Linked DNA regions of Homo sapiens: regions 2 and 3 are each linked to region 1. Evidence: read pairs that join two places in POLR2A ChIA-PET (ENCODE). Cell type or tissue: MCF 10A. All regions are shown on one strand. Links, peaks and the distances in the headings refer to the core of each region. The heading gives the core; the rest is flanking DNA. Region 1 overlaps ANO6 (anoctamin 6). Region 2 overlaps ANO6 (anoctamin 6). Region 3 overlaps ANO6 (anoctamin 6).

What was found. Peaks named below come from ENCODE experiments on the same cell type or tissue, not always from the same donor. Only the 100,000 strongest peaks of a DNase experiment are listed, where the experiment ranks them.
Region 2: POLR2A ChIA-PET joins it to region 1 with 13 read pairs; 7 of 35 experiments call an interaction of 5 or more read pairs at or near these places.
Region 3: POLR2A ChIA-PET joins it to region 1 with 13 read pairs; 4 of 35 experiments call an interaction of 5 or more read pairs at or near these places.

The regions. Positions count from the first base shown.
Region 1 is chr12:45,228,640-45,236,989 of GRCh38, forward strand. The region is part of intron 1 of ANO6 (anoctamin 6); the gene reads left to right. Among named protein-coding and RNA genes, the nearest start is that of ANO6, 17 kb to the left of the region's middle. In MCF 10A, for the core only: no CTCF peak of the experiment used is centred there; DNase peaks (open chromatin) are centred at 4,462, 5,972 and 6,802.
Region 2 is chr12:45,332,252-45,340,601 of GRCh38, forward strand. The region is part of intron 3 of ANO6 (anoctamin 6); the gene reads left to right. Among named protein-coding and RNA genes, the nearest start is that of ANO6, 120 kb to the left of the region's middle. In MCF 10A, for the core only: no CTCF peak of the experiment used is centred there; DNase peaks (open chromatin) are centred at 4,310 and 4,960.
Region 3 is chr12:45,285,877-45,294,226 of GRCh38, forward strand. The region is part of intron 1 of ANO6 (anoctamin 6); the gene reads left to right. Among named protein-coding and RNA genes, the nearest start is that of ANO6, 74 kb to the left of the region's middle. In MCF 10A, for the core only: no CTCF peak of the experiment used is centred there; a DNase peak (open chromatin) is centred at 4,515.

The DNA.
Region 1 (8,350 bases), core at 2,188-7,187:
AGACATGGAAATACGGAGGAATCTTTCAGAGCTCACTGTTCGCTAGTGGGAGGGCAGTATTTGGTGGAGGCAGGGCAGTCAGGTAGCACCTGGGGGAAAGGATCTTGACTTCATGTTTAAAACCTGTTTGACCTCTTCATCCTTCCCACTCACGTTCCACCTTGCCAGTTGTCAACTGTTGTGTATGCAGGCAGCATCAGTTTCTGCCCCTCATTTCTCTAAGAATCTTCTAAAATTGGAGATTATCTTGGGTCTCTGAGACAGGACCTTCTTCTCATCCACCCTCATATCCCTGCACAGTCTCAGAACTATGGTAATGCTGTGGTAATCTATAGCCACTTGGGTCTGGAGGGGAGAAGGAGAGACTAGGCCATGTACTGGAGCAGATCCACCTTCCAAGCCCCCAGCTAAGTGTGGGTATTACAGATGAGGTGAAGGTGATCTTTTCTCAGGGTCCGGGATGAGAAGCTGAAAACCTGAATTAGATTATAAGTACTTATGGAGATTAAAAGAAAAGGATACTCTTCTCTGTGGTGAAAGATTATTTCTGCCATCTGTTACAGATATAGATAGCCTCACCTTAATTTGGCCAAGGGTGTGGACAGGCACCCTGCTGTATGTACTGTGGAGAGCTATGTTGAGGAAGAAATGGGCTTCCACGCTGGCCTGTGATCCTTTTAATGTTCCCATGTCAGCCTCTTTTCTTATTCTTGGGCTGTCTATCAATCTCCTCAGTTTTTTTTATTTTTAGTTTTTTTTTTTTTTTTTGAGACAGTGTCTCACTCTGTCGCCCAGGCTGGAGTGCAATGGCGTGATCTCAGCTCACTGCAACCTCCACCTCCTGGGTTCAAGCGAGTCTCCTGCCTCAGCCTCCCGAGTAGCTGGGACTACAGGCGCCTGCCATCACGCCCAGCTAATTTTTATGCTTTTAATAGAGACGGGGTTTCACCATGTTGGCCAGGATGGTCTCGATCTCTTTACCTTGTGATCCGCCTGCCTTGGCCTCCCAAAGTGCTGGGATTACAGGCGTGAGCCACTGCGCCCAGCCTTATTTTAGTTTTTTTAATTCTACCTCTGTCCCATTATTTTCATCAGACAGCTTAGCCTGGCTCTGCACAGAGATGGAGACCTGCCACTACTTAAGCTTTGGTTTTAGACAGATTTGAGTTCAAATTCTGGCCTAGACATTCATCAGCCATGTGACCCTGAATGATTAACACAACTTCCCGCCCACCCCCCACCCGTAAGATGGAACGAATGTTAGAACCTACTTCATACGAAACGGTTGTATCAAATGAAGAATGCCATTTAAAAATCTCACTTTGCAGGATGATGGTGCCTGATACAGTGAAAGCCTTCCAATAATTATAAGGTAACATTATTAATATTGTGGGTAGTTGCTTTTACCTAAGTCTTAACCCAGTCTTACCTCTTTTGTTTTTTATTAGAGATTTCGCCTTTCCCCCAAGGCTGTTCCTTCCACTTATACAGCTCATTGTCACTTTTTGTCTTTTCCATTAAACTGGGAGTATCTTGAGGAAAACTTTCACTTCAGTGAGCAGCATAGTGCCTGATGCGTAGTAGGCAATCAGTAAGTTTTTGTTAAATCTATGGGTAAATGAATAAAAGATAATGATTATTGAAGAGCTATGTGATATGACTGAAAAGGACCTGGTCTTGAGCAGCTTCTTATAACTTTGGGGCCTTGGTTTCCATATCAGAAAAATGTAGGGATAATACAGAAGGGGTAATGATACTCTACTTGGACTATTATAATATTAATATGTATAAAATATTTAACATATATAAAATATAAATTATATATACAAAATACATAATTGATATATATAAAATATACAAGGGATGGTTCCTTGCATGGTCATTGTAAAACAACTAAACGGAGAAATATAAGTGAGGTCATTTAAATAAAATTGCATTTTCCAGTAGATGCATTTCACAACAGAATTGTATCACTTTAAATATATAATTTTAGTATGAAAGGTAAGGTTCATAATAGAATCAGATGACATTTTGATAGTCTTTCTACTAAAGAAAATATCTATGGAATAAGAGCATTTCTTAATTTAGCAAATTTAAGATTTTAAAGTGTCTTGTATTAAGGTCTAAAAAGTAGTGTTCTTGATATTGATCATGTGAATTTTTAATAAAGGAATATTTGTAGTTTTTACTTATTTCAATGGTTATTTTTAAAGGAAAAATTTTAGGCTGGGTGCAGCAGCTTATACCTGTAGTTCCCCAGGAGTTCAAGACCAGCCTGGGCAACTTGACGAAACCTTGTCTCTACAAAAATATAAAAATTAGCCAAGAGTGGTGGTGCATGCCTGTAGTCCCAGCTACTCGGGAGGCTGAGGTGGGAGGACTGCTTGAGCCCAGGAGGCGGAGACTGCAGTGAACCAATATCACACCACTGCGCTCCAGCCTGGGCCACAAAACAAGATTCTGTCTCAAAAAAGAAGGAAAAATTCTAAAATGTTTAATTTTCCTACAAAACTAGAATTTTTATTCCTTAAGTATTGTTAAAGTTTGATATCAAATATAACTTATTAAAAGAGATTAATATAATACCAGGCAAAATGAACACACAAGTTATTACCCTGGTAGTTTGAGTCATTTCAAATTTACTGATATAAAAAATGAAATACTCTCTATCTAATTTGCAAAATAGGTACGTGAATTAATGCTTGTCATTTTGTATGCTTGAAAGTTGGGAGTGACTCAACCTATAACCAAATGTTAGAACTTAAACACTGGCAGGCCCTCTTCAGCATTATCAGACCTAAGAAAAGTTTAGACATTCCATATCATTTGGGTAGGTGAGAGCAAAATGAAAGGAAGAAGGCTGTTTTTATCCCCAAATGAAGTAGAGTTTAAGATTATTCACTTTATATTTAAGCCTTTCATAGGAGTTACTTTTTCTATGAAAGCCAAAATTCCATCTTTCTCTTACTGCATTTAGAATTGCAGTTCTCGTTGTCCACTGGATTTCAGGCTGTACTCTATTTGGAAGATTGCCAGACCATCTCATATTTTCTGCCTCCATTTAAATTTAAATAGTACTTAGTGACCACTGGGTACATGCTTCTATAACGGGCATATCACAGCCTACAAATCATAGAGGAGACATGAACATTTCCAAACAGGCCTTTTATCTGCTCCAAGGGTAAGCAAACACAGCAAAAGGCTTTTGAGCCATGGGTAATCATGGTTTTCCTGAGAGTTACAGTTGCCTTTACTGTGGCTAGTGGCCTGTTTTATACTTCAAAATACTTATTTGGAAGAGTTCAGTCACCATCTTTACTAGATTATTTGGCAAAGAAAAAAATCATCTGAAAGCTGACTGGAATTTGGTAGCAATGAGTCATCTTCATAAATCAAGCCCACTACTTTTTGAAAAAGTCATGTGCATAGAGATTTCATTTAGCTTAGAGCACTGGATTTATCTTGCCTCACAATCTTTATTCAGTAAATATGTGCGGTATATTTAAGGTGTAGAGATAAGGAAGCAGATAGGATCCCATCTTCAATAGAGCTTATATTCTAATAAGTGATAAAATAAAAACTAAAAATGTACACAGAAATGCATTCATTTACCTGATATCTGTTCAGCACCTTCTGTATGTCAGGTGTTGTGTTAGGTACTAGAAATTGAGCAACAAAGAAGACTGAAGTGGCCCCTGTTCTCAAAGTAGGCAGCCTAGCAGGGAAGACAAACATACCAACAGAATAACAGCAGATTATATTTAAAGATCGTGAAAAAAGAGACTGAACCAGGATAGCTGAGAACAGAACCTGGGCATATCCAAAACTAGTTCAAGGGAATGGGCTCTCACTGGGAGATGGCTGACAAGTGCACCTGTTATTTTTATAATTCTAAAAATAACATGGCCTTAGATTATCAACTCTTTACAAAACAGGTCTATGAGAAGGCTCAAGATGTACATTAGATTACTGCGTAAAACACCACAAATGCTTTCAGGCTCACAAGTCCAGTCGTACTCAGGGAATTCACCATGCAGAGGTTTTGTTTATAATGATTTCTACAGCTGTTAATGCACCTTGCAAAGTGGTACTATTGCTAGTGGTTCCAGTGCCCCTTTGTTCCTTGCTGAAATAATAGCCCTGGGTTGGAAGGCAACAAAACTCGGTCAGTCACCCCAGTTCTCTTCATTCTTTCTTTGCATTTCAGTTTAGCATAATTATCTTCCTTTCTTGTGCTAAAGGAGAGGCCATGGAGAGCTTGGACCGCAGCAATTCTGTGTAGCTTCCGGAAGTTTCCAAAGGAGGAAGAAAGAGAGGGAGCAGGTACATCTGTTCCCTGCACTCCATCTTTTCCTCTTGAGGAAGGGAGAGGCAGGGAGCTAGAAGCCAACGGGCCTCTGGATTCTCAGCCAGAAATGGCTCTCCAGACTTCTACTCTACTGGCTGTGGGATGTGACTCATTCCTGTCTGGAGGAAGAGTTTAACCTGACTTCGGCTGGGAGTCACAACCAAGCACGTAGGGCATGAATCACAATCTGTGAGGGTGGAAAATACCTACTGATGACTCTGATATGCTTCTCTCAATATTTGTTGCCCATGAAAAATCCTAATATTAGAGAATCACACTGGGGATTTCCTCCCCTGTGAATAGCCAAAGCACCCTAGTAATAGAGTGATATGGAAGATGCAAATTAAAGCTTGCTTTGTTTTCAGTTCATAGGGCAAAAAATAAAGGGTTGCAAATTCTGTTATCACTTGCTGTTAAACAGTCCTGTGACTTATTTTTCTGTGTAGGGATCTTTCATATGTGATTGAAACTAGCAGGTAATATATCTGTATTATTGTTATATCTAATACCTCTAATTCCTTTCAAATTGGGAATATTGTCTTTATAAATGCCATTGAGATCAAGTATAAGAAATATTAACATTATCTTTTGCCTGTGCTCTTGTCTGAACCCTCTATTCCTAGTACTGCTTATTTAGTCCAGTGATATTTTTGGTTAACATTGTAAAAGCATATTTTACATATAGTAAAATGTACTGTTAACTGTTTAAGTTATGACAGTTGTATAGCCACCACCCAAAACAAGAGATGGAGGACATTTCCAGCACCCTTGTACCCCTTTCATGTCAACCTTCCTCCACATGGTCCCTGCAAGCACTTAAAGACTTCCTCCATAAATTGATTTTGCCCATTCTTGAGCTTCGTTCTAAAGAAATCATGTAAAATGTAGTTTTTTGTGCCTGGCTTCACTTAGCACAATCTTTCTGGGGATTCATCTGTGTTATAGATATCAGTAGTAATCTAGTGTATTGGAACTATAAGAATATCTAGAAAATGTATTTTGAATTAAATCTTGAAGTATTCGTTTCTTATAGGTAGCAGACTAACAATCCTTAACCTTCTAATTCTGTTTTTACTTTAAAGTCAGGTAGCTTTTGGTCTTAGTTATTTTTGTAATCTCTTTAAGCAGTTCACATAATGCCTTGCCAATTATAGGAAATTAGCAAATGTGTTCTTAAGTTGGAAGAGAATGTGTGAGGAAAATTCACTCCTATCTCATTTTACAGAAATTCAGATTTTAATTGTCCTGCTGTAATTGTGAAACTGAACTGCACATTCATTCTGAGGATTATTGCACTGATGAGTTTACTGATGAGTGTGACACTGGTTCGGAGGGAACTGTTTGCAGACTCTCCCTATGTATAAGGAGTTCATGTGTAATAATTTATTTCTCCAGAAGGTCACCTTTTTTCCTACTGATTTTTTTTTACTGGTAAAAATATTGCAAACAGATATTGTTAGTCTCGTTTGGTAACTGAAAGAGCTCTGAGAACGGAAAAGTTAGAGTGACCTATCCAAATGAAGGAGCAGTTCAGTGTTGGTGCAGGATATTAGATTCCAAAATATTTGTTCAGGCCCCTTTTCCAAGTTCCCAGGGAAGTTACTGACACTGATGTTGGTTTCTTTTAAGAATGACTCATGATTTTTCGAGCCTGGTTTCCACTCTTAGTCATCTTCCCTGCCTGAGTTAAAACAGGCTTTAGGCTCTCACTGAATTCCAGCCTTGACAGAACCCCCCACCCCCACCCCTGGGCTTTTGATTCCCACTTCCTAGCTCAGCTACATTCCAGTCTCTGGAACCAATTCTGACTCCAGGCAGGCAAGATGAGACAATTCAGCATTTACTATCAGTCCAGCAGTAACCTTTCAGTTCTAATAATTTGGCTTGTCCTTTTCCTCCTCAGTTGTTCAGACTCCTTTCTCAGAAACATGCCTAGGACCTCAGTCTCTTTAGTTCTTTGGATTCTGTGTTGCTCTTGTCAGTGTTTACTATCAGTCCAGCAGTAACCTTTCAGTTCTAATAATTTGGCTTGTCCTTTTCCTCCTCAGTTGTTCAAACTCCTATCTCAGAAACATGCCTAGGACCTCAGTCTCTTTAGTTCTTTGGATTCTGTGTTGCTCTTGTCAGTGTTTCCTAATCACCCTCTTGCCCTGGAAATAAAGTCCTCTCCAATGTGGTGCTACTTCTCCTCCTTCCTGTAGCAGACTCTGGTTGTGGCCTGTCTGTGCCTACAGATTTAGTGACAGGAGCTGTACTTTTCTGTTCCCTTCTTTAGCTGTCATACTGGTGGTATCTTAAATCTTAGCCCTAAATTGTGATGAAACTGTTGTATTTTCACAAGTCTTCCTTAGTCATATTGTGCTGTCTGTTCTAAGTAGGGCTGTGAATAAGAGTGGGGTACAGTTTCCTGCAATAAGAGATGGGAGGCTTAACTTCAGCTTGGCACGTAAGAAAGATCAAATGTTTACTGCAATGTGGGAAAACCACCTCCTGGGCATAATAGAAATCCAGGCCTGGCAGTAAACAATTCTATTCAAAAGCAGCTTCTCAGGGCTGAGGAATGACCTAGTTGAGTGGCATGACATCTGAGCAGAACTAGCAAGGAGGCTTGGTGGTATGCCGCCTTTTAACTCCAGCACCTGTGGCTCTTGAGCATTCTCCTCATTCTTCAGTATGGAAAATGGATATTTTCTCAGTCTTGTGCAAAAACAGCTTCAAGAAAAGTCCCCTAGTCAAAAATTCCAGTATTTGGAAGTGTACCAGGAGTCCAAAAAGTTGAGAACTACTCCTGGCTTTTTCCTTCCCTCCCTCACACTGACGGCATTCCTGAACTAGCATGCCTGTCTGTCTCTACATTTCTGGGTGACTGCCTCATCCCAGGTGGCCTTCCTCCAGCTGTGAGCTGGGTGTGTTCCCAGGTATTTAATCCACCCTTGGGGCAAGTTCTTCCAGGCAGCCTCCAGTGCCCCTTCCGGGATCCTGGCTGGATCAGGCTGACTGTCCTTGGAAGTGAAAGAGGCTACATATGAAGGGGAGAAGGGTCCTCTCTGCCTCAGGAGAAGGAAATTAGTTACAGGTGCATGCATAGGCAAAATAGCCCCAATCCTGTTGTGATATAACAGAATTTAGAAGACATCTGGCTCAAATTTTAATTTTCAAAAAGTGATAAATTCTGTGAAGAGGTAACCTGTAGAGTTTATTGTCAAATTAATGGTAGAGCTACTGTATGTGCCACTGTCAGTTGTTAATTATTATTATTATTTTTTTAAGTTCTAGGGTACATGTGCACAACATTTAGGTTTGTTACATAGGTATACATGTACCATGTTGGTTTGCTGCACCTATCAACTCATCATTTACATAAAGTATTTCTCCTGATGATATCCCTCCTGCAGCCCCCCACCTTCTAATAGGCCCTGGTGTGTGCTGTTCCCCACCCTGTGTCCAAGTGTTCTCATTGTTCAATTCCCAACTATAAATGAGAACATGAGTTTGGTTTTCTGTCCTTGTGATAGTTTGCTGAGAATGATGGTTTCCAGCTTCATCCATGTCCCTGCAAAGGACATGAGCTCATCCTTTTTTATGGTTGCATAGTATTCCACGGTGTATATGTGCCACATTTTCTTAATCCAGTCTACCACTGATGGACATTTGGGTTGGTTCCAAGTCTTTGCTATTGTGAATAGTGCTGCAATAAACATACGTGTGCATGTGTCTTCATAGTAGAATGATTTATAATCCTTTGGGTATATACCCAGTAATGGGATGGCTGGGTCAAATGGTATTTCTAGTTCTAGATCCTTGAGGAATTGCCACACTGTCTTCCACAATGGTTGAACTAATTTTCACTCCCACCAACAGTGTAAAAGTATTCCTATTTCTCCATATCCTCTCCAGCATCTGTTGTTCCCTGACTTTTTAATGATCGCCATTCTAACTGGTGTGGGTTGGTATCTCATTGTGGTTTTTATTTGCATTTCTCTGATGACGGGGGATGATGAG
Region 2 (8,350 bases), core at 2,179-7,178, 100 kb after region 1:
CCCCTTTTCACATATATGTGTGCTCTCTCCCTCTCTCTCTGTTCTCTCTCTCTCTCTCTCACACACACACACACACACACAAAACTTTAATTGTCCCTGTCTAGACTGTCTCCTTGAAATATGCCAACTTTAAATCTATTGATTTTTGCCCATTCTTTCAAATCAAGCGATAAAACCTTTTAAAAAATGAAGTAATCAGTACTGTTTTATTCATCTGTTTGTTTCAGAGGGGGTTAAGTTTGGCATTTTATATTTGCATGGTGGAATAGAATGAGCCCAGACTTTGGAAACTGACCTTCAAGTTCTAATTCTGCCACTCTGTTGGAGTAATTCTAGTTGTAACAAACAAGCTCCCAGATGACAGGGACTTAACACAAAAACAGAGTGTTTATTGTTCACGTCAAGGTCAAATGTAGCATCCCTGTTTGGCACATAGTTTGGGGTTGGGCCTCTGTCCTTTGCAGTTATCAAGAAACCCAAGCCTGACAGAAGCTCTGCCATATTCGCCAGGTAGACTCCCGGGTCATCCCGAATATCAACATAGATAAATGGTAGATAAGATGAAGAAAGTACTCATGCTGCTTTACCACTTTGGCCTCAAAGTAACTACATCAGTTGTGCTCATATGCTACTGGTCAGAACTCAGAAGAGTGGAAAGTATCGTTTCTGGCTGGGTAGCTATGTGACTTAGGCAAATTTTCAAATCAATTTTTTTTTTCTTTTTTATGTTTGACATCTCTAAAATCAGTTGGATCTTACAAATGCTGTATCATAATTTCATTGTTGAATTTTTTCTTATTAATACATAAAATATTGGCTCACCATACAATCAATGGCATCTTAGATTCAGGGAAATTGGATCCTAATACTTAGCCTATATAATTATGGTTAAGATTAAATAAAATAACATATAGATGTTACATAATTTTTTAGCATTATTAGATCATAAATTTTAATTCTTGTATCTTCCCATTTGGGATTTTCTTAAAATAATGCCCTGATATGAAAAGGCATGACTTTCCTGTTATTATACAATTTTATCACTAAAGTAAAACAGCTTAGGGTACTTTAATTTTCCTGTGGACACTAAGATATTTTATGCAGTCATAGTCACCATCATCAAATATTCATTAAGTATCCATATGCCAATGGATCTGGATTGAGCAATATATAAAGTAAGTTAAACAGATCTAATACATTAAAGTATAAAAGAAACAGTTCTGGTTTTAAACAAGAGCTTTACTGCCATGATGAAGGGCCCTAGAGCTGCTTACATTAATCAGTTCTGCATTTGCTTCAGACAGAAACATAGGTCCCAAGGTAACTCTCATAAATAAGGAGGAAAAAAATCATCATTAATTTTGGCAATCCTTGAACTCATGGATTGATATACCTTGATGTTCATTTTTATAAGCTGTGCTTTGAAGTGTTTTCAGACTGTATTTGCACATATTACTTAATTTATATATACTTCACCGAAATTCAAAGCTTAACTTTGGAATCATGTTTTTCTTCATTGGAAAAACATTTGTGAGTTCCATTGTACTCCTTGTCAGGCCTTATTGAGGATTTAGGACAATACCAAGGAAAGGCAATTCAAAATCCTGTTTTCTTTGAAAGAAAAAAAACTTATGTGTAAACCATATTGATTTCCTAAAGCAACCCCAAGCTTGACTTCACCAGAGTTTATCTAAAGGATATTGTTAAACACTTTATAGGGCTGGAGAAAGATAGAAGTGACAGGGCTACAAACACCAAAAACATAGAGTATTTAAAAGGATGTATCATCCTTTGAGCAAAAAGAAAATAATTTTCTAGCCAAACCTCCAAATATCATGTAACTTGGGCCACTCATATGACCAAAAACACTTAAGAAACATACCTTCCTTTAAAAAGCATAAACCATTTACATTTAGATTTTACATGAGGATGATTGTAAGTTGCTTCAGCAACAAACGCTCGTTTAGTCTGTACTGGGCTTGGCACAGAATGTTTGAATGTTTTAAATCACAAATAACAGGAAAACCAAACTCAAAATGGCTTAAATGCTAAAAGGAAATAATTATTTTCTCATTTAAGTAGTCTAGAGATACAGCCATTTCTGGATTAGTTTATTGGCTCAATGAAGTCATTCCATCCTCCTGCTCTGCCATCCTCAATATTTTGGCTCTTAAATTGTCTTCCCTTGATTTTAAGATGGCTGCTGCAACTCCAGGTAGCCAGAGGCAGAGAGAAGGAATGCCCCTTCTCAGGGCTGTTTTTTAAGAGGGAAGAAAGCTCCTCTGGAAGGGCCCTTTGCAGATTTCCTTTCACAATTCATTGTCTGTTACAAGTCTCTTCCTAAATCAACTACTGGAAATATGAATGGAATTATTGCATAGGATTGGTCTTTCATCTCTTGAGTCACCTGATCACAGAATACCTAAAGAACAAGCAGGCTTTTCTTAGTAATAAAGAGGGGAGAATGGCTGTTCCGTAGGCAGCCAGCAGTATCTGGCACAGTAGATGATTAAATATATCTAAATATGTTTGATCCATATTGTAAAGAGCAAAGATGTTTTACATAAAACAAATTCCCATATATTTCTCCAACTCCTCTTGCTCAGTTTTGTTAGTAATTGCTGCTTTCTTCCAGAACTGCTAACAATCGGCAGAACTGATCTTTTGAATTTTGTTTTGTCTGATGCTTGCCTTCAAACCGATGTGTTAGTGACCAAGTAATGGTACAATTCAGATGAGGGTGAAGATGGGGAAGAGGTCTAGGTAGTACAAAAACAGTGGGAACAACCCTGAATATGATTTATTTATTTACTTTAAAAAAATTATCCATTCCTAAAAGTTAATGGAAAATTTATGTCCTTGAAGTTGAAAAGTTTATATATGGAAGTATATATTTGTATTTCATATCTGACCTTAAGAATTCTTTAGTGTATGGCAAAAGGATCTGGCCAGTGGAGACTGTAGGATAGAGAATTTTTTTAAAATTAGTGATCAAAGTTAAATTTATCTAATTATAATTTAATTCAAACTTTCAAATACCGTGAGACAACTAACTGGTTATAGAGCCTGTGAGCTTCTAAAAACTGTTATCCATTGTTTTGGATTAATCATCATGAGACCAGAACAGTTTTCCTAGAGTCTGGATGAGATCTCTTGGGAAATGTTTAAAAACTTACCAAAAAGTTTTACTATGATGAACATGATATATCACTCCTTTTATTGAGATCTACTATCCTTTAAGTAAAGCTTTATAATACAGGTTAAGCATCCCAAATCCAAAATGCACCAAAACGCAAAATTTTTTGAGTGCTGACTTGACGTTCAAAAGAAATGCTTAGTGGATCATTTTGGATTTTCAGATGTGGGATGCTCAGCTGGTAAGTATAATGTAAATATTCCAATTTCTTAAAAAGTCCAAAATTAGAAATACTTCTAGTTCCAAGCATTTTGGATAAGAGATATTCAACCTGTAGTGTCCATGCAGATCTTGTACATTTTTATTAACTTTTTCCAATTACTGAAAATTTTTGTTGCTATTGTCAGAGGCATTTTAAATGCAGTTATGATTTACTGTGTGTAAAAGAAGTCTATTGATTTCTGTGAGTGCTAAGAACCTTGATAAGCTCTTTTTAGTTTTAGTAGTTTCTAATACTATTAATTTTCCCAAATGAAGACCATATTGTCTACAAATGATGACAATTTTGTTCTTTCTTTGCCATATTTATACTTTCTTTTTCTTGTCTGAGTGCAATGGCTATGACCTCTTGAACAAAACCAATACACATAGTAGTCACTATTGTATTGTTCCTGATTTTAATGGGAATGTTTCTAAAATTTCACTATTAAATATTACACTTGCCATACATTTTTGATAGATTTCTTTTAAAAAGTTAAAGGAGTTCCCTTTTAGTCCTAGATTGCTAAGCATTTTTATAATAACTGGGTTTTAAAGCTTATCAAATGCTTTTTCTTATATCTATTGAGGTGATCATATGGCTTGGTTCCTCATTAAGTCTTATGCATATTAAGTATTTGGTTATTTTTGCCTAATAAGATAGTATTATAACTGATAGTATAGTATAACTCAAAGCATTCATTTATTAGCTTTAATATACAATGTGTACTTTTTATAGTTATTAGCACCCTACTTATTTATGTTAATACTACATTAAATTATTTATGTATGGTCATAAGTTGCTTAATGATGTTTCAGTCAACAATGTACCACATATACCATGATGCCTCTTAAGATTGTAACACAGCTGAAAAATTCCTGTTGCCTAGTGACATCATAGCTGTCTTAACATGGTAGTGCAATGCATTACTCACATGTCTGTGGTCATGCTGGTATAAACAAACCTATTAGGCTGGGCTGCTAGTCATATAAAAATATAGCACATACAATCATGTATAGTACCGAACGCTTGTTAATGGTAATAAATGACTATGTTACTGGTTTATGTGTTTACTATACTATAATATATTTTAAAAGTATACTTTTTATCATTATTTTAGAGTATATTCCTACTTATAAAAAATAAATAAAAAAAGGAAGTTAACTGTAAAACAGCCTCAGGCAGGTACTTCAGGAGGTATTCCAAAAGAAGGCACTGTTATCACAGGAGATGACAGCTCTATTTCTGTTCCTGCCCCTGAAGACCTTCCAGTGAGACAAGATGTGGAGGTGGAAGACAGTGATACTGATGATCCTGACCCTGTGTAGGCCTAGCTAATGTGTGTATTTGTGTCTTAGTTTTCAACAAAAAAGTTTAAAAAGTTAAAAATTAAAGATAGAAAAATATTTGCAATAGAATAAGGATATAAAGAAAGAAGTTTTGTACAGCTGTAGAGTGTGTTTGTGTTTTAAGCTAAGTGAGCAGTGTTATAAAGTCTGCAGTAGTGCACATAATGTCTTAAGCCTTCAGGTTCAGTCACCACTCACTTGCTGACTCACCCACAGCAACTTCCATGCCTGCAAGCTCCATTCATGATAACTGCCCTAAACTGGTATACCATCTGTAAAATGTTTATACAGTATTTTTACTGTAGCTTTTCTATATTAAGATACACAAATACTTACCATGGTGTTACAGCTGCCTGTGGTGTTCAGCTCAGTCTCATGCAGTGCAGGATTGTAGCCTGAGAGCGGCAGGCCATTCCATATACCCTAGGTGTATGGTAGGCTACACCTTCTAGGTTTGTGTATGTTCATATGTACACTCTATGGTGTTCACACAAAGATGAAATCACATTCTCAGAACGTATCCCTGTTGTTAAGCAATGCATGAATGAATTTATAATTTATTAAATAGTATTCGATGCTTACATATTGAGTGTAAAAAAAGTTGAATTCATAGAAGTAGATAATAGAATAGTGATTAGCAGGGGCTGGAGGTGAGAGGATGTTGGGGAGATGTTGGTCAAAGGATACAAAATTTTAGTTAGATAAGAGGGATAAGATTAGGAGAACTATTGTACAGCTGACTCTATTTGATAATATATTCTTGAAAACTGCTAAGGAGTAGATTTTAAGTGTTTTTACCACAAAAGTTTGTGACGTGTAAATGCATATGTTAATCAGCTTGATTTTGGCTTCCATTATATATGCATATTTTAAAACATGTTATACATAACATTTTTATTTATCAATTAAAATAAATATAAATGTTAGGAGGGAAGTGGAAAAAAAGTATTTAAGGTCACCTATGGAAATATATCAAGAATGAAAGTAATTAAAGACTAAATCAGGGTAAAAGAAATATAAAAGCCAGAAAAATAAAATGAAGCCATGTGTCAGAGTAATAAAATGATTTATTATCAACCATAAGTTCTTGTTCAGAAGTTAGAGATCAGCTGCAAATTTGCCTCTCAACTTCTTAGTTGCCAAAGAATATAAGAGGATTTTATTAATAACATAATTTAAAGTTTCATCACAATAAAAACAAAACTGGTTGTTCCAAAGCAACACAGTGTTCTGGTAGGAAAGATCCTCCTGAGAAAAATTTGTCTCATGAATCCTCATAAAGAGGAAGGCATGATTGCATAGACTAAAAATTGGCTTACCTTCTTCAAATTGAAGAAATAAAGGGACAGCAGAAGGTGAGGGGCACTATGAGGAATCAGAACAGCGTGGAAAGTTTGCCTGGGAATGACATTTGCAACAGGTAGTTCATGAATTGGAAACTTGAGCCTCATGTTAAGATAGGCTCAGTAAGAGATATGGCAGCCAGTGTTGGGTGGTTTTACTTCCCAGCTAACTTTTGGCAGGTGTTCTGTCTTTTGTTTTAGGGAGTGAAGTCAGATCTATCTTTAGCTCCTAAATATTTTAGACTAAAGCAGGGAGGTCTTTATATTTTTATCTTTTCCCTTGCTTTACAGTCTACTTGTTTATGCTAAGATTGTAGGTAAAAAGGAATAAATTAAATTAGAATCAGCAGTTTCAAATTACAGCTATGAAATGCGTTGCTGGTATAAGCACATTTGGTTTTATTTTTGAGTATTACCACCAAGAGCAATGAATCCAATTCTTGCTTCTTATTTCCAAAATGGGAAGTATCTCTGGGCTGAAGCCTTAAAAACAGAGAGGACAATGAAATTCTGAAAAGCAAGACCTGATTATTCTATTTTATCCTACTGGGGGAATTAACAACGAGTTCACAAAGACATGGAGAAGAGAAAACCCTTTTTCTGATTGCTCCTCCTGAGGTCTGGCTGTAGGTTGAATGAAGAGGCTGTCATTTACCTGGTACCAGCAGGGCAAATGTGTCACCTTTTTAAAAGATCATCTGTAAAGGGGTACAGCAGGATTGGCAAAAATCAGCTATACCAAATTCTCTCATAAAACAGGCTTGACAGGGATAAATCATCACAAAAGAATAGCTGCTTGTGTGCACTTGTACATGCATATATGCACAGAAAAAGGTGTGTCCTAGAAAATAGGATTTACTAAACTTGTCCTATGAGAAGTCACCTGGGTTGCTTGTTAAAAATAGATTGTCCAGGCCCCATCCCATACATGCTGAGTCAGTACTTCCAGGGGAGAGGTTCAAGAATCTACATTTTAAATAAGCTCTCCAAAGTTGTTCCTTTAAGCAGATAAGTTTGGAAAACACTTTACTGAAAAACTTTATTGTACACTTAATTAATAGAATAGTTATCTTGGCAGTGAATTATGGGTGTTTATTTTTTCTTCTTTGAAAATTTGTTTTCTGTGTTACTCAGAATGAGCATTTATTTCTTTTGTGATTTGATTTAAAAGTCGTATTTGGAAGTGAACTTCAGCTAAATATTCACTCCATCCTATGTTTATCATTTAAAATGCTCGTCTGTTTTTTGTCCCCTAGTGAACATACATTACTCAGTTGAGTAAATTCCTCATCAGATCAGTCCACTAACATTAAATGTTTTTATCACCAACACGTGAATTTAAATTAAGTTCTGATTAAATAATGTATTCTGCTTACCAAACCTTCGGGAGAACTAATAAATAGCACAGTAATTAGACTAATTTTTTTTCCACAAATTAAGTACCTATGATGTATTTCTCTTGCGTTTTTGTAGGTTAAAAAAAGATTGGCAAGTTGAAAATACAATGACAGCACCATCAATACTTTGCCTAACAAAGCTATAAGAATATTTGAAATCAATCTATTCATATATTTCATTAATCCCAACTGGTTTCTACTTTATCATCATAGTATATTCATTAATTTTACTACTTAGACATTGCAGTCCCTGCTTTTTACACTGAAAAAGGTGGGTAATAGAAAGAAAATGGTAGATATTTGTGTTTACAATCAGTACTATTACTGTGTAATTCGCAAGTAAGTCCTTCACAACAATGACTTTACTAAGCCAAATGAGATGTGTAATGTGTAATGTGTAATCTAGGGTGCGTAGGGATAGAAAGCTTCCTTAATTATGCCAGTCTGTCCTTTGTGATTTTGATTGCTTTATTCTTTATTTCCCTGACAGCTTTATTAACCTCTCAAAAGAGGTATGAATAAGATACTGGTTTCTGGAGTGTGGCAGGTGCTTTTGTCCTTTTTCACCTTGAACCTCCAGTACCATTCTCCACCATCAGTAATAGAATCACATGCATCATTTTGTGATGTACCTAGGTCCTCAGTGATTACAGTCACTTTGGCTTTACTAGAATTCTAGTAGGTTAAAAAATAAAATGTGGTTGCACTGCAAATGAATTTGCTCCCATAGAGATGTACACATTTACAACACAGGTTAATTTATGACTAGCCTTTTTTGTTTTTTTAGTCAGTGAGCCTCGTTTAAACATTTTATGCTGCCAAATAAAGATCATAGACTATCAGTTTAGGTTCTTATGTATAAGGTT
Region 3 (8,350 bases), core at 1,435-6,434, 56 kb after region 1:
TCTGAGACTCCTCCTCCCCACTGGAGGTCTGAGTTTCCCTCAGATAGCTGCCTTATTCAGAGCACTTGGTGAAGTCCTTAGTTAAGATAGCCATTGCGGTTGCTACCCCTTCAGCAGTAAGAGAATGGCTGGGGCCTGATCTGGATATCCTGCTTCTGAAAAATTACCTGAGGCTACTGGGCTGTGGAAGGTTGAACAAGAAAAAGGCTTCTACTGATAGAGTTGCACTTGACTCCTTCCCTGTTTTACCTCTGAGCAGCAGCAACAGCACGATGGGCAGTGGCTGGATATGAATTTATAATTTTTTAAAGAGAGATCTCCTCGTGTTGCCTAGGCTGGACTTGCACTCCTGGGCTCAAGCAATCCTCCTGTCTCAGCCTCCTGAGTAGCTGAGACTATAGGTGACTGGGACTTGAATATGAATTTAAATAATCTTAACCGTAAAGGCATTCAGTTATATTTGGCCTAAAATAATACCCTGAACTAATAAAACATCCATCCAGAAGGAATTTTTATTGTTTCAGTCCATTATTTAACCGATGACTTAAAAAATATCCATACATTCAAGATTTAAGTAGGGGGTATGATTTAGAAATACAACAGAGAATGCAAAAAATGGAATTTAGATAGAGCTAATGTGTTTTGAGTTCTCCCCACTTTCAGTATTAGACCAAATTTACATATGGTTTTCCTTATCTTCAGTGTGACCTAACATTTAATAAACTATCATCAGCAACTTTATTTCTCAACAGCTATCTTCCTAAAGCTGTATACCCCTCTTTTAAAAATGAAAAGAACTTCAGGCAGGATTAAGCATAACATTTTTTCCCCTCTCATTTGCAATACAAGTAGCTAATGTTTGTCAAGTGTTTACTATGTGTAAGTAACCAGGCTAAACACTTCACATGCCACAACTCATTTTATCCTCAAGACAACCCTGAGGGGTAAATACTAGTCCCATTTTCCAGGTGCAGACACTGAGGGGGATAGGAAGGTTGAATGATCTAAGCTCCCGTGGTTAGGAAGTGGTAGGTCTGGGATTTGCATTCAGGTCTGTCTTACTCCAGCAGCCAGTCTTATATTAGTTATGCATTCATTTGGTCAGTCATTCAAGAGATTAATGATGGATCGCCTAACATGGCCCAGGAACTATCCTAGGTGGTTGGGATTCAGCCATGAACAAGGTGAGATCTCTACTCTTATGGAACTTACATACTTTATGCGTAATTACTAATTAAGTGCTAAAGGAAAGTACAGCAGGGCAAGCTAACAGAATGATGGCTCTTCTCTAGGGCTGCTTAAATTAGAATTTCAGGGACAACCTCTCTGAGACAGGGATATTGAACAGAGAGCTGAATAATGTGAGAGAGAATGCTACCTAAGGCCGAGTGCGCAGTGTAATATAGTGGTTAAAAGCATAACCTGTGAGCTCCGGGGTTCACATTTTGATTCCACTGCTCACTAGCTGTGTGATCTTATGCAAAATACCTAACTTCTCCATGCCTCTTCATCAGTGATATGAAGGTAACTGTTGTACTTTTCTTACCTTGCAGAACTGCTGTGAGAATGTAATGCGTTCATATATGAAAAGGACTTAGCTATAGAATAGGCACTGGAATCTATTGCACGCTCTTAAGTGTGAGCTGTATTATCCATAGAAGCCCTGTGGGAATGGTGAAAAGTAGCTGGCTCCTGGGTAGGTTTTGAAAATTTGGCGGACAGGATTTACTGAGAAATTGGATGTAGGAGAATAAGGAAAAGGAGTCAGGGATGACGTCAGTAATTTTGGTCTGGTTAATTTGGTGAATTTTGGGGCATTTACTGAAGTGGGAAAGGCAAGGTATAGCAAACCTCTTTTGAAGGGAAGACACAGTGGAGGGTAGATATGCTAAAACTGGGATGCTTCTTGATGTGTTGGTCTTCTGTTCATTGTGGAAAATTTGGAAAACGTCAAGTATTAAAATATTAAAGATCACCTGACATCCCACTACTCCTTATCCTTTTGCTTACATTTTTTTAACCCCATATAAGTCTTAGATCATATAAAACATAACAATTTTTAAAATTATATACCCTTTAGTTTATTGGAAAATGGCTTATGGCAAGGGGGAGAGTTAAAGTAGAGGTAAGATGATAAAAGCCCCAGCACCACGAGAGTCCCCTCCACCCGTCAGATGGTCGTTATGGACTGAAGCCTCAGAAGAGCTCTCCCTAAAGGACAGCAGAGCATGTAGTAGGTCTCATTCCTGCTCACCCATCTAGGTGTTAGAAAGCACCTACTGCCTGGTACAGCCTAGCCTACAACAGCTAAAGGATTATTTTTTTAAAGCTACACTTTTTTGTGTGTGGTGGTGCAATACACATAATCTAAAACTTACCATTTTAACCATTAAGTGTATAGTTCAGCACTTAAAAGCATTAAGTACATTCACATTGTTGTGCAACCATCACCACCATCCATCTCCAGAATCATTTTCATCTTGAAAAAGGTTGTTACTGAAACTACCAATTAAACAATAACTCCCCATTCCCCCTTCTCCTGGCAACCTCCATTCTACTTTCTGTCTCTGTGAATATGACTATTCTAAGTACTTCATATATGTGGAATCCTACATTCTTTGTCCTTTTGTGACTGGTTTATGTTGCTTAGCCTGATGTCCTCAAGATTAATCTATGTTGTAGTATATGTTTGAATTTTCTTCCTTTTTAAAGCTGAATAATACTCCATTATGTTTTATTACCCATTTCATCAGTCAGTGGACACTTGAATTGCTATTGTAAATGTTGCTATGAACATGGATGTCCAAATATTTGTTAGAGCTCCTACTTCTAATTCTTTTGGGTATATATTATAATACATAACTTTTTTGTTTGTTTGTTTTGTTTTGTTTGACGGAGTCTCACTCTGTCGCCCAGGCTGGAGTGCAGTGGCACTATCGCAGCTCACTGCAAGCTCCACCTCCTGGGTTCAAGCCATCCTCCTGCCTCAGCCTCCCGAGTAGCTGGGACTACAGGCGCCTGCCACCACGCCCGGCTAATTTTTGTATTTTTTTTTTAGTAGAGACAGGGTTTCACCGTGTTAGCCAGTAATATATAACATTTTATAATCTACTTTTTCACATAGAGATATATTGCTGAAATTTTCTGTCATGAATATTCTATAAATTATTTTAAATAATTGCATTATATACAGTCATATAGCTGTACCCTAATTGATTTAAGCAATCAAGTATTTCCTAGTAGAATTATAAGATCAAAGGGTATGAATTATTTTTATTTTATTATTATTATTACTTTTTTTTTTTTTTTGGACATGGTCTGACTCTGTTTCCCAGGCTCAAGTGCAGGGGTGCAATCTCAGCTCACTGCAACCTCCACCTCCCAGATTCAAGCTATTCTCCTGCCTCACCTTCCTGAGTAGCTCGGATTACAGGTGCCTGCCACCACACCTGGCTAATTTTTGTATTTTTTCAGTAGAGATGGGGTTTCACCATTTTGGTCAGGCTGATCTTGACCTCAGGTGATCCACCCGCCTTGGCCTCCCAAAGTACTGGGATTACAGGTGTGAGCCACTGTGCCCAGCCGGGTGTGAATAATTTTAAAGCTTTTGCTATACTCACCAAATTGCTACCCAAAAAGCTTATACCACCCCACACTGCCAGTGTGTTTATTCCCAGCATCTTTGCTAATATTAGATATTAATGACTATTTTCTGTTCATTTGGATAATTAAAAGTAGTATATCAATTCTGATTTTCCTTTTATCCAAATTTAGGATTTACTTTCTGAGTTAGAGTTTATTTGTAGCTGATTACTGGGGGAAATACTAATTTGGTAAATACTCAATTTGTGAGATGATTAGAGGAAATGAGACCCTATGGGGTCTTTCCCTTTTCCAGTCAATTAGTTTTTCATTTGAAGGTAATTGGCCAACCTTTTGCTCTGTGTGTATATGACAAGCAGCTGTACTGAGGTTTTGTGTAATCTGTTATTGGGTGCTGAATATATTCGTAGTTATTACAGGCTCACAATTCCTTAGAATTCAAACATCCATAAAGTGCTGAAAAAAATTTTTTTGGTAATTCCTTTGGTTATAAAACCTGACAGAGCTGAACTCATTTGATGTAGATATCTGACCTCAACCAACACAAGACCATTTACATTTTTCATTATCCTCCCCCTCAAATGAATATTTATATTATCTGGCTGCAAAATATGAATGTGTTTGGGTAAGGCATGCTGTTCCAGACTTCACTGGGGGTGCATTAGTAATAGAGACAATATATACATGTAAAATTTTTTTTTTTTTAATTCTGAAAAATTCTGAATTCTGAAACACTAGGTTTTGGCATCACAGGTTTTGGATAAGGTCATGTGAACCTATAGCGGCTTTTTTTTTCCTTTCATTTTTATGTTCTCATTCCTTCTAGGCAGCAAAAACTGGTTTTGAAATCAGGCCTACTCTGATAGGTTAAGCATGAAGTTATGACTCAAATGTACTTGGAGCTGAAAGACAATAGGAATTTAAAAGTGGTGTCTTCTTTCATCCCCAGGCCATGTGCAATCACTATAATCTGGGAACTGACAGGTCAGCGACTAGAACCAAGTTTCAGCTAAGCCACAACCAGTTGCAAACCCAGGATAATGTTGAACTGAGAGCCTGAGGGTCTTAGGAGACCTGAACCAGTTAGACTGTGAAGCAATAGTAGTAGTGTTCCAAGATGTTATTGGAACATATTTCTACAATTAATACTGTTTGCCATTTATAGAATATCAGCTGTCTAAACCAGGCTTTTAAAATACCAAATTGGCAAAATTAAATAATATTACTCTTCAGCTATCTATTTTTAATGGTAAATCTAAGTTTTTAAAAGTCTGTTTATTAAATGCTAAAAGTTGCAGAAATGAAAAAGCAGATCCACAATTTCATATGAGATGGCAAGTTGTCCAAATACCAAAACAATTCTGAAAAAGAATAAAGTCAGAGGATTCATGGGTTCTGATTTCAAAACTTAATGACAAAGCTACAGTGATCAAAATAGTGTGGTCTTGGGTACAGATAGATATATAGACTAATGGAATAGAATCAAGAGTCCAGAAATAAACCCACATGTCAATGGCCCAACTGGTTTTTGAAAAGCGTGCCAGATACACTCAATGAGGAAAGAAGAGTCTCTTCAACAAATGGTGCTGCAGCAACTGGATTTCCACATGCGAAAAGAGCAACGTTCAATCCCACCTCACATCACAGACAAAAATTAACTCAAAATGGATTAACCCACGTGCAAGAGCTAAATTCATGAAGAAAACATAAGGGAATAACTGTTGGGCATGGTGGTGCATGCCTGTAATCCCAGCTACTCAGGAGGTTGAGGCAGGAAAATCGCTTGAATCCAGGAGGCGGAGGTTGCGGTGAGCCAAGATCGCGCCATTGCACTCCAGCCTGGGCAACAAGAGTGAAACTCCGTCTCAAAAAAAAAAAAAAAAAAAAAAACACAAAGGAAAATCTTTATGACCTGGATTTGGCAGTAGATTCTTAGATATAACATCAAAAACATGAACAAAAAAAAAATTAAAAATAGATAACGGGACTTGAGAAAATTAAAAATTTTTGTGCATCAAGGGATATTAAAAAAGTGAAGGCAGCTTACAGAATGGGAGAAATATTTGGAAATCATGTATCTGATAAGTCTTTAATATCCAGAATATATAAATAACTCCTGAACACAGCAAAAAGACAGACTCAGTTGGAAAATAGGCAAAGGACTTGAGCATTTTTGATGTTTTTCCAAAAGAATATGTACAGATATCTAATAGCACAGGAGGGAATGCTCAACATCATTCACCATTAGGGAAGTGAAAATCAAAACCACAATACCACTTTACACCTACCGGGATGGCTACTATTTTTTTTTTTAATCAAATAAGAGCACACAAAATAGTAAGTGTTGGTGAGTATGTAGAGAAATTAGAACCCTCATACATTGCTGATGGGACTGTAAAATGGTGCAGGCATTGTGAAAACAATTTGGCAATTCCTTAAAAAGCAAACATAATTATCGTACGATCCACAGTTCCAAATCCTAGATATACACCCAAAAGAATTGAAAACAGGGACTCAGATACTTGTATAACAGTGCTCGTTGCAGCATTATTCACAATAGCCAAAAGGTGGAAACAACACCCGTGTCCATCCACAGATGAATGGGGTAAATACAGCGTAGTATATCTGTACAACGAAGTATTATTCTGTCATAGAAAGGAACAAAGTTCTGATATATGCTACAACTTGGATATAACTTGAAAACATTATACTAAGTGAAATAAGCCAGAAACAAAAGGACAAATATTGTATAACTCTATTTATATGAAATATATTAAATAGGCAAATTCATAGAGATAGAAAAAAGATTAGAGATAACTAGGGACTGGGGAAAAGGGGAAGGGGAAATGGGGAATTCGTGCTTAATGGTTAGAGTTTCTGGGGTGATCAGAAACATTTTGGAAATAGTGGTGATGGCTGTGCAACATTGTGAATGTAATTATTGCCACTGAATTATATATTTTAAATGGCTAAAGTGGCAAACTTTATGCTTATATATTACGTTACTGCAATAAATTTTTTTAAGATGGTAAGAGAACTAATGAATTCACAGTGAATCTGATAGGTTTGCAGTGTACATTGAGTTTTTCTATAAAAGCATTAGGTAATCCAGTTGTGTGTGAGAATCAGTAATGTGATAGTTGTTTCCAGCTCTTCCAAAGGACGCATGTTTAACTTCTAGATGTATTTTTAGAGCTGAACTGTTGGGGCAGAGGAGGCTTGTAGGAATAGGGGAAGAGTTCATAAGCAGAGCTGAAACAACACCAAACATGGAAATGTTACAAGGTGGAGAAATTGTGCTTACTGAAACTCTTCTCAGAAATATTGCTGTTTGTGGATGATAGAAATCTTCAGAGTTGTCACTTAAGGTAGAGGTAGGAGGGTAAGAAGCGTCAAGGACTCACCGAATTGTCCATTCCCCCTTTTGTTCTGCTGTGGAATGTTTTGTGCTGCTGGTAAGAACATGTTCCTATTTGGTGAGTTGCTGGAACAGTGAGCAGTGGGCAGAGTGCCGGGGAGGCTCCTTTTTTATAAATATTGTCCAAATATTTGATGAGTATTTGGTCTTGAAGGGACACTGTATTATTAGTCTGCTTTGTGTGTGTGTCACAGTATGGTGCAGTGCAATATGGTTCTGGAAATAGAAGCACTCTCTTATTATCTAAGCAATTACATTTTGAGGAATTGAAGAGCACTAGTAACTGTACTGGAGTGACAAATTTATAATTAATTTCATCATTTGTTTATTTTCTCATTTATTGAGCATCTATAATATGCAAGGTATTGTTTCAGGTTCTTGGAATATAGAGTTGAATAAGACAATGGCTTGCCCTCTAGGAGCTCATGGACTAGTGGAGAAGAAAAACAATGACCACACAGTTTTCTTGTGATAAGAAGGATCAACACCTATCTTTTCCCCAGATTTTATCTTCTATAGTGGTGGGTAGTTGTCAAAAAGTAACCATGTGATAATTTTGAATTCTGTTCAATGTGAGCTGCAAATTTTGCTTATAAAAATCACTCTTTAAAAAAAAAAACCTTTTTCCTATAACTGGATGTCCAACTGAAAAAAATACTGTATTATATTATATTTTATTTTTTTGAGACAGTCTCGCTCTGTTGCCAGGCTGGAGTGCAGTGGCATGATCTCAGCTCACTGCAAGCTCCGCCTCCCAGGTTCACACCATTCTCCTGCATCAGCCTCCTGAGTAGCTGGGACTACAGGTGCCTGCCACCATGCCTGGCTAATGTTTTTTTTTTTTTTTTTTTTTTTTTTTGTATTTTTAGTAGAGACAGGGTTTCACCGTGTTAGCCAGGATGGTCTCGATCTCCTGACCTCATGATCCACCCATCTCGGCCTCCCAAAGTGCTGGGATTACAAGCGTGAGCCACTGCGCCCGGCCAAAATACTGTATTTTAATAGCCAATAATGCAATGATTTTTTGGCTCCACCTATAATAATGTGGCAGGTTTTACTAGACATCCAAATTAGTGCTATAGGAGCATGAAGTGGAGGCAAGTAACTTAACCTGGCACATAAGCAGTGACATTGAAAGAAAAATTTGAAGAAAGAGTAACACAGGGGATATGGGAATGTGCATTCCAGGTAGGTAGAAAACACTTAAGATGAGGTTGAAAATAAGAAGGATATAATTTAGTGACTTACCAAAATATTGATAGTGAAGGAAAGAGAAAGGTCAAGAATGGCTCCCGCTTTTGGATTGGGGAATTGAACTGATGATAATAC